2 separate regions of the Homo sapiens genome follow, and region 2 is linked to region 1. Evidence: read pairs that join two places in POLR2A ChIA-PET (ENCODE). Cell type or tissue: B cell. All regions are shown on one strand.

Evidence for each region. ChIA-PET counts read pairs that join two places held together with the same protein. Peaks named below come from ENCODE experiments on the same cell type or tissue, not always from the same donor. Only the 100,000 strongest peaks of a DNase experiment are listed, where the experiment ranks them.
Region 2: POLR2A ChIA-PET joins it to region 1 with 5 read pairs; 2 of 35 experiments call an interaction of 5 or more read pairs at or near these places.

Annotation. Positions count from the first base shown.
Region 1 is chrX:20,411,016-20,416,015 of GRCh38, forward strand. No RefSeq gene overlaps it. Among named protein-coding and RNA genes, the nearest start is that of RPS6KA3, 150 kb to the left of the region's middle. In B cell, no CTCF peak of the experiment used is centred here; a DNase peak (open chromatin) is centred at 2,026; H3K4me3 peaks cover 237 bases; H3K27ac peaks cover 1,540 bases.
Region 2 is chrX:20,196,520-20,201,519 of GRCh38, forward strand. All of the region lies in intron 4 of RPS6KA3 (ribosomal protein S6 kinase A3), which reads right to left. Among named protein-coding and RNA genes, the nearest start is that of EIF1AX, 57 kb to the left of the region's middle. In B cell, no CTCF peak of the experiment used is centred here; no DNase peak of the experiment used is centred here; H3K27ac peaks cover 349 bases.

The DNA of each region.
Region 1 (5,000 bases):
CTCTCTGCCTTCCTTGCACACATATTTAGCGGGTGATCATGTGGCAAGCATCGCCCTAGGTCTCCAGAGACAACACTAGACAAGAAGGACAATATTCCTGTCCTGGGGAAACTTATCTGCTAGTTGTGAAATGACACATGATTTGCTGAGACTAACAGCTCCTATATCCCTAAACACTTCAAAAAATGTTTGGGACGTGTTGCATTCTGAATGCTGCCTCCTGGAGTTTCACGGTGCACAATTTCACAGTCGAGGCCCTGGGAAGTCCTTCATCAAGAAATCTGTTATCTTCATTTACTGTGGTTCTCAAGTGCATTTAACCAGGGGAACTTTGTTTTAAGTAGCAATTAATACCACACAAAGCCAGTTTTCTAAAGGAGTCACTGCAGGAAATGTTTGAGTGTTCGTTTCTTCCAATCTCATTGCCTATTGTATCAGTTGCGTGTTTTCATAATAATGCTGCATAAAAACAGCCACAGAACCTCCGTGGCATACAACGATAAGAACTCAGTGCTTGCACCCCTGGGGAGGTTGGTTAGGTGGCTCTGCTGACCTTGGCTGAGCTTGATCCTATGTCTGGGGTCTGGCTGGCTATTATAGCTGGGACAACTGGGATGAATTGGCTGCGCCCTGCTTGCCTGGGCATACACCTGGGCATATTTTCCTGGTGGTGACTGAGGCATAAAAAGGCTAGTGAAACTATGTAAGCAATTTTTCAGATCCCTGCTTTGTGAAGAATTTTAGCTTCCTAATGTCCAAAGCAAGCTACATGGCTGAGTCCAGAATTAAAGTGGCCGGGGATGGGGCACTGCAAAGTTTCATGGCAAAGAGTGAAGATACAGAGAACAGGGAGGAATTGGGGCCACTTTAGTACTTGACCGCATCTACCTAAGACCCCGACTCAGGTATCACCTCTTCCATGAAGCCTTTTCTGACTTTCTCAGACCCATATCCATTTCTTTATCTGAGACTTCCCACTGCACGTCCAGTACCTTACTGCCAAGTTAGGAGCTCTCTTAAACTCCCAGCTTGCTTCACATTGGCTCCCCTACATAGATGACAAATTCCTCGAGGGTAGAGACCATATTTTTTCTGTGTGTGTGTGGTATTTTTTTTTTTCCTTTTGAGACGGACTCTCACTCTGTTGCCCAGGCTGGAGTGCAGTGATGTGATCTTGGCTCACTGCAACCTCCACCTCCTGGCTCAAGCGATTCTCCTGCCTCAGCCTCCCGAGTAGCTGGGATTACAGGTGCCTGCCACCACACTGGGCCAATTTTTGTATTTTTAGTAGAGACAGGGTTTTGCCGTGTTGGCCAGGCTGGTCTCGAACTCCTGGCATCAAGTGATCTACCTGCCTCCCAAAGTGCTGGGATTACAGGCGTGAGCCATCGGGGGAAGACCATATTTCTTTTTTTTTTTCTTCTAAAAAAAGAAAAGGGATACACGTGCAGAACGTGCAGGTTTGTTACATAGGTATACATGTGTCATGGTGGTTTGCTGCATCTATTGACCCATTCTCTAAGCTCCCTCCCCTTACCCCAACCCCCAACAGGCCCTGGTGTGTATTGTTCCCCTCACTGTGTTCATGTGTCCTCAATGTTTAACTCCCACTTATGAGTGAGAACATGTGGTATTTGATTCTCTGTTCTTGTGTTAGTTTGCTGAGGATGATGGCCTCCAGCTTCATCCATGTCCCTGCAAAGGACATGATCTCATTCCTTTTTGTGGCTGCATAGTATTCCATGGTGTATATGTGCCACATTTTCCTTACCCAGTCTATCATTGATGGGGATTTGGGTTGGTTCCATGTAAATAGTGCTGTCTCCTGTGGGCTTCCCCTGAGGCTGGGCCCCTGTACTCCCGATGCCACTCAGATTTGTGCCTACAGGGCCAAGATCAGCTCGGCGAGGTTGGGGGTTGGTGGGGGGGGACTGGCACTTGTGTCAGAGAAATGCCAGAAAAGCTCTGCCCAAGAGCCGGAAGTTGCGTCTGTGTGTATGTACTTCTTTGCTTTTGTTGTGTTCTCAGCCCTCGCAGGGACTCTAACCACTTCCCCCTGAACTTCAGGCCGTACGGGAACCTCACCTCTCTTGCGGTAGTGGTCCTTCTAAATTCGGGCCACTCGACTCATTCCTTCCTGTCTCATTTTGTTCTTCCTGCCTCTTCTGTGCATGGGGGCTACATTACTGATGCTGCGGTTGCCCAGTTGGAGAGGAGAGCAGTAGTATAAGAAAAGCACCCTGGACCTGTGCCCCTCAAAGCGAGGTCCCTGGGCCAGCAGCATCGGCTTTACCTGAGAACTGCTTAGAAATGCAGACTCTCTGGTGCCACCCCAGACCTCCTGGATCTGCCTCTGTATTTTAACTGGACCCCCAGAGGTGTCGTCAAGCCTGAGAAACACCAGCATCTGGTTACAGCTCGCCAGCCCTTTAGCTCTGTAACCTGGCAAGTCTCTTCGCTTCTCTGTCGGACACACTGATTTCCCCTGTGTCAAATTAGATGCATTTAATTATGTGGTAATTCAGATTACTTTGTTGCTTCATCAGAGAAGTACAAAGGTGTGGGAAGTGGCAGAAAATCATATTGTGCACAAAATCAAGAACTTTTAGAGCTGGAAAGAACTTGATTGACCACCTCCTCCAGTTCCCTCTTGTTTTATAGCCACTTAAGGTCAAGCCTTGCTAAGGAGAATGTCAGTCTCCTCCATCCTTCCAGGAGAAACACAGCCCCTGCAGTCAGAAGAGACAGGAAGGCCACATGAGACAGGAGGGAATGAGCCGACTGGCCTGAATTTAGGAGGACCACTACCATAAGAGAGGTGATGTTCCCATATGGCTTGAAGTTTAGGGGGAAGTGGATCCCTGATATGAAAATTGTGGTCCCTGAACCAGTAGCATTACAGTCACCTGGTAAGAGAGGCAGTGGGTGGTGTGCGAGAAATGCGGATTCTCAGGCCAAGGCTCATACCTACTTGATAAATAGAGTCAAAATCTCTATATACCAAGAACCCCGGATGATCTGTAAGCACAGCCAAGTTTGGGGAGCGCTGGGCTAAATGACGCAGTCACTGGGAATGCTTGAAGACAAATGAAGCCCAGAATAGAAGCGTCATTTCCCAAGTAGTAAGAGTGCTGGCCCTGGAAGCAAAGAAATGTAGATTTGAATTTCAACTTGCCACTTCTAGACTGTGGTTTTGAGAAAGGTACTTAACCCTCTCTGAGCTTCAGATTCCTCATCTGTAAAAAGTGTGAAGCAATTAGCATGATGTTTGGCACTCAGGAAGTGCTTAGTAAATGTTAACACAACAGGGCTTCATGGCTGAAAGCACAGACTTTGCAGCCAGAGTGCCTGGGTTGATAATCCTGGCTCTGCCACTTCCTAGCTGGGTGACCTTCAGCAAGTCACTTAACCTCTCTGAGCTCCAGGTTACTCATCTGCAAAGTGGAACTCACAATAGGGTTGTGATGACAATTTCATGGGTTAATATCTGTAAAGCATTTAGATACAGTCTGGCACATAGCAAGAGCTAAGTGTCTATTAAAAATTATATTGCTATTTTAGAGACTTGATGAAAGGAAGAGAGCCAGGCATACATGTTTTTTTTTTTTTTTCAAGCTTCAATAAAAGAGGAGTCTATTTCTCCCTCATGTAAAGAGAGTCAGGAAGTGCGCAGCCCTGTGTTGGCTTTCAGGCATCCACAGGACCTAGATGCCTCCATTTGACTCTGCCATGCTCATCCTGTGGATTCTGTCCTTATGGTGGAGAGAGGCTTGTGCAGCTCTCACTCCTGTACCCAGGTACAAGGCCAGCAGCAGAATGAAACAGCTGAGGAGGGTCAAGGGGTTCTGGATTAGTGGTGTATTGCTGTGTAATAAATTACCTCAACACTTGAGGGCTGGATATGATAAACACTATCTCACAGTGTCTGTGGCTCATCATCGGGAGCGGCTTAGCTGTGTGGTCGTGGCTCATGCTCTTACAGGCTGCAATCAAGGTGTCGGCAGGGGCTGCAGTCATCTCTAGCTCAACTGGGGAGGATCCACTTCTGAGCTCACTTCTGCAGTTGTTGGCAGGCCTCACAAGGTCCCCTTTCAAGCTTACTTATGTAGGCCCCTCCAGAGGGCTGCCTTATGACATGGCAGCTGGCTTCTCCCATTAGAAATTTAGCCCACACTCAAGCGGAGGGGGTTGTACGAGGGCCTAAATCCCAGGAGGTGGCATCATAGGGGCTGCATAGCACAGGCCTCTTCCCAGTGACTCAGCTTCCCTCAAGCAGCCTTCCTGGAATTCCCACACAACACTTTTGTTTATAGCTCACAGGTTGGAACTTAGTCACGTGGCCATACCAAGTTGCAAGAGAGGCCGAGGAATAGAATCTTTTAGCTAGAGGCATTTTCACCCCGAATTAAAATCAGGGTCTCATTACTAAAGAAGAAAGGTAGGGATGGCTAGTTCATTTTCTATAGCCTTCCTATAGAGCTGTGGTTCTCAAAGTATGGTCTCTAGACCTGCAGCATCAGCATCACTGGGGAACTGGTTAGAAATACAAATGTTTGGGCTGCATCCCAGACCGGCTGACCCAGAAACTCTGGGGATGAGGTCCAGTGATCTGTTTTCACAAGCCCTCCAGGGGATTCTGATGCACGCTCAAGTGTGAGAACCACTGCTACAGAGGACAATTGACATTCATACGATTGGTATAATAAAACATGAAGTCTGTTTATAAGAACCGACAAAAAATAAGAACCAACAACTTGGTGGTGTCTTTAGACAGTATCATCATGAACGGAGAGGCTTTCAAAAATGAGGCGTGTGCTACCTAATGATTCAGTTACAATTCACTTTGCGGTTTCCATCCCGAGGTTGCACATAATTTTATCAGGCAATAAGCTCCATTGTACAGATAAAACTTGAGGGTATACTTGGCAAAGGAGATCATAAATGAAGATTTCTTTATGATGAGCAAGGAACTATAGATTCTCGGTGGCTAGAAATTCCAT
Region 2 (5,000 bases), 210 kb before region 1:
GGAGAAAGTTGAGTTGGTTTTATTTTCAGTTTAGGGTGACTGCAGATATTTAAAATATAGAAATAAGACCTCTGGGGAAAATAAACAAAGCAGCTAAAAAATGCCCTATTTTTTCCATTCTACCAGTTTTCTATCCCCAACTGGGAGATTTTCATACCACTGACTGAAAATGGGCAAATCAGAAATAGGAATCAATTGCTCTTGATGTCTACGCAGCTCTTTTAACTGACCTGTCCAGTTAGTATATCAAATTCAATAGCAATCTCTGATTTCATTACCTTGCCCGATCGCTACAACTCTGGTATTTTCCTTGTTATATCTGATATGCCCCCTTTTTTTTGAGATAGGATATCGCTGTCGCCCTGGCTGGAGTGCAGTGGTGTGACCTCGGCTCGCTGCAACCTCCCTCTCCAGGGTTCAAGTTATTCTTCTGCCTCAGCTTCCCGAGCAGCTGGGATTACAGGCTTGTGCTACCATACCTGGCTAATTTTTGTATTTGTGGTAGAGACGGGGTTTCACCATGTTGGCCAGGCTGGTCTCTAACTCCTGACCTCAGGTGATCCGCCTGCCTTGGCCTCCCCAAGTGCTGGGATTACAGGCACGGGCCACCACGCCCAGCCTGATATGCCCTTTGTACTTTTTATGTGAGTGAAGTTCATCACCAATACCTGCTGATATTTCTATTCTAGTCTAGCCTAAATCTGTCCTTTTCTCATTATTACCATACAATTTTGGATTAGTTCCTATCACCTTAAAGGTGGATTCCAAAGTCCTACCTCTTTCAATAAGTATACAAGGCTTATCACTTAAAAATACCTCGTCTGCTCAGTAAGCATCAAAAATATCCACTAATAAATGCACTGTATATCCCTCTTGTCTTATTTTACCACAATGAAAAGAACAATTATTTGGGAGTCAAGAACTACAGTTTAGTGGCTATACTAATAACTAGATGAACTCATAACTACCTTGGTCAAATCATTTCATTGCTCAGGGATTTCCTGTTTCCTCCTCTATAAAATGAAGGATTAGAACCAAGATGATTTTTTTGTGAGACAGTTTTCTCTTCAACATTTCCTTATATGTAACATTGATGAGACCTTGTTTAACTGAAAATGAGCAGTGAGAGTCCTTCTCTAAAGAATTCCTTCATTTTGTCTGAGGTAGGCCTGTGTCATAATTCTAATCTCGTTTCTTTTGCTTATGTAAAGACCTAGTGACAATTCTAAATCATCCTACCATGAGGAATTTTAATTAGTATATACTAATTCAGAAGAAGGCATGTTTTATATAGGCCAACTTCTAATCCCAACATAGAATTGGTTAATACTGACTCATGCTGGCAAAGCAACTAGATTCCTCTGAAATATTTTTTCTTCTAGAGTAGTTATTAGATTTAAGCCCTACTTGACTGAACCTGAGAATGAAGAAATGTTGTTTATGTTCCTAGGACTATGCATTAAGAAACCTTTTTAAGCAGTTTACAGAACCTTTTAGACAAACAGACCACTTTAATAGGACAGAAGTCCCCATTAACTTTATCTAATGTTATTGACTTGTATTTGACCCCATTTATCGTATTAACAGGAACTTTAAAATGGGAAGAGACTTCTGGTTAAACATGGATATTTTACTCTCTACATTCTTCCAAAACCCCATGGAAATGACAATAATGGAAAAACTGCATAAACTCACAAGGACAGGAAGCAATAGTAGAAGATGTGCAAGTGGTAACTAACAAAGCAGACCAGAGAAAGCTAAAAATCTAAGCCTAAGGAAAAGAAGCCAATGAAAAATAAGCAAATTCTTGTCATTGAAATCTTTCCAATCAGCTTTCTAGCACCCGACTCTTAAAGAAAAGATAGCAAAAGACCCCCAGGCATTTGGAGAAAGGCTCTAAACATGAAAAACATCAAAATAAACAGAAAAATGGAATAAAGGGAAACAGAGACAATGTGAGGAACAGAAGATAACTTAAACACCACACAACACAACTCAATCTTGTAATTTATGTCCACTGAGGGAGCAAAGATAATATGGCACCTCACCCTTTTTAAAGCTTCTTGTTCTTGTTTAAAAAGGGTGGTGGGGTGGAGGAAGGAACAAGTATCCGCAACAAATAAACTACAAGGAAAAGATAAGAAATGAAGAAAGAGTTCATAGATGAAAAGACTTAAAAACATTATCAACCAATTGCAAAGTTGAGACCTTATATGTATGGATCCTAATTTAAACAGACTGCATAAAGAAACATAAATTTTAATAGTAGGGACAACTAGCAATTTGAACAAAGACTGGATATCTTTATGCTCATTTTTAAGGTATGATAATACAGTTGAATTATCTCTTTTAGGAGTCTATCTTTTTTTTGAGATGGAGTCTTGCCCCGTCGCCCAGGCTGGAGTGCACTGATGTAATCTCGACTCACTGCAACCTCCGCCTCCTGGGTTCAAACGATTCTCCTGTCTCAGGCTCCTGAGTAGCTGAGATTACAGGTGCCCGCCACCACACCCAGCTAATTTTTGTATTTTTAGTAGAGACGGGGTTTCACCATGTTGGCCAGGCTGGTCTCAAACTCCTGACCTCATGATCCACCCGCCTCGGCCTCCCAAAGTGCTGGGATTACAGGCGTGAGCCACCGTACCCAGCCAGGAGTCTATCTTTTAGAGATATATACTAAAATATTTATGAAAGAAATTCTATAGTGTCTGGGATTTCATTCAAAATATCAAGAGAAGAAGAAGGAGAACACTGATGAAAAAAGGTTGGCCATGAGTTGATAAATGTTGAAGCAGGGAGAAGGGTACAGGGGGTTCACTATATTCTTCTGTCTCTTTCTTAAATGTTTGACACTTTCCATAATTGAAAAATGTTTTAATGAAATAATCAGAGAACAAGAAAATCTAGGAAATGAAAAGCGATGGCAGAAACAAAAAGGTCAATAGAAGAGTTGGAAGATGGTTGAAGAAATTTCACAGAAAATAGAAAAAATGGAAAATAAAAGATGGAAAAATAAAGAAAATTAAGGAACAATTCAGGAGGTTTAACTAACATATTCCAAAGAGCAGCACTTACAAATGTAGAATAAATGACAAAAACTTTCCCAAGACTGAAGAAAGGAGTTTTTAGGTTGAAAGAGACCACACCTCATATATCATATGATATAGTTTTAGAAACCCACACTCAAGAATACCACTATATAAATTTCAGAACACCAGGAATAAAGAGTAGATTCTAAAGACTCCCAAAGAGGAAAAGCAGCTTACACACAAAGGACTGGGAGTGAGACCAGCAATTAACTTCATCACTGTAACACAGGAAACTAGAAGACAATGGAAGCAATACCTTCAAATATCTGGTAGAAAATTCTTTCTGACCTAGAATTTTATACTCAGCCAAATTATAAACTAAGTGACAGGCGGTAGAATAAAGCCATTTCCAGACATGGAGGGTCACAAAAAATTTAGTATCCATTTACTCATTCTGAGGTAGCTATGAGAAGATGAGTTCCATCAAAACTAAAAAGTAAACTGAGAAAAAGGTAGGCACAGAATTTATGAAAAGAGACTGAATACAGAAAAGAAGTGAAGGAAATGTGACTGTAGTATACTATTTCGTTCAGCTAGGAACAATTCTTATAAAGCTGTAACAATGAAAACATTATTGGGAAGATGTGAAAAGGGAAACTGTGAGTGGGTGGCAGCATGAGAGAACTGAATCTTAGTCTTCCATGTTAGAAAGGCAATAGATTATGTCTCCAAATGAAAACAAACAATTGCAATATAAAAGTGTTGAATATAAATGTAAATGGCAGCAGCTAAAGAGATGAAAGTCATTGTCTCTGGGGTTCAAGAATTAGGATAGGCAGAAGAGTGGGCAAAGCATAGCTATGTTATATGATAAGACTCTACAGATATTCTTTTGATAAACATAAAAATTTAAGAACACATTCACAATTATTCAGCAGTTTAAAATTCCAATAAGTCAAATATTTTCACTTTTCTATCATCTCTTTTATAGCTAATATCTATACAATTTTACATACTTGTAGCTCAATTTGTTCTAATTTTCACTACATTCATTTTTGTAATTTTATTTAAGATACTTTATTTTAATAATATCCTATTAAGTGGTAAACCATAATTTTATAACGTTTCTCTATTTTTCCTTATTAAAAAAAATTTTTTTTAGGGACAGATCTCCCTCTACCCAGGGTGGAGTACAGTGGTGCAATCAAAGCTCACTGTAACCTTGAAGACTCAAGCGTTCCTCCCGCTTTAGCCCCCCCAGTCAGCTGGGACGACAGGCACACGCCACCAGGCCTGGCTAATTATTCTATTTTTTGTAGAGATGAGGTCTCACTATGCTGCCCAGGCTGGTCTTGAACTCCTGGGCTCAGGCAATCCTCCCACCTCAGCCTCCCAAAGTGCTGAAATTATAGGAATGAGCCACTATGCCTGGTCACAATTCCTCTAGTTTTCCAGTGTGTATGTGATTTCTAACTTCTTGCTATTATAAATAATGTTGCAACAAGAATTTTCAAGCCTATGAATCCTTTTTTTGAAGCTATTTCCGCAGGTTAATGTAGCAGCAATAATGGCTTTCCAATTTATGCTGCCATCATATGAAATAACATGCATTCATCTCACTCTGTCACCCAGGCTGGAGTACAGTGGTGTGATCACAGCTCACTGCAACCTCAAACTCCTGGGCTCAAGAGATACTCTTGCCTCAGCCTCCAGAGTAGCTAGAATCACAGGCTTGCACCACTACAACCATCTGATTTTATTTTTATTTTTTGTAGAGACAGGGTCTTGCTATATTGCCCTAGCTAGTCTTGAACTCCTGTCCTTAAGCCATCCTCCCGCCTCAGCCTCCCAAAGTGCTAGGATTACAAGTGCGAGCCACTGTGCCCAGCAAACTTTATTATTTTAATATGCATCTTTGACTTTCACCAAAACTGAACATTTCCCCAAAGATTATTTATCTCCTTGTGTAAA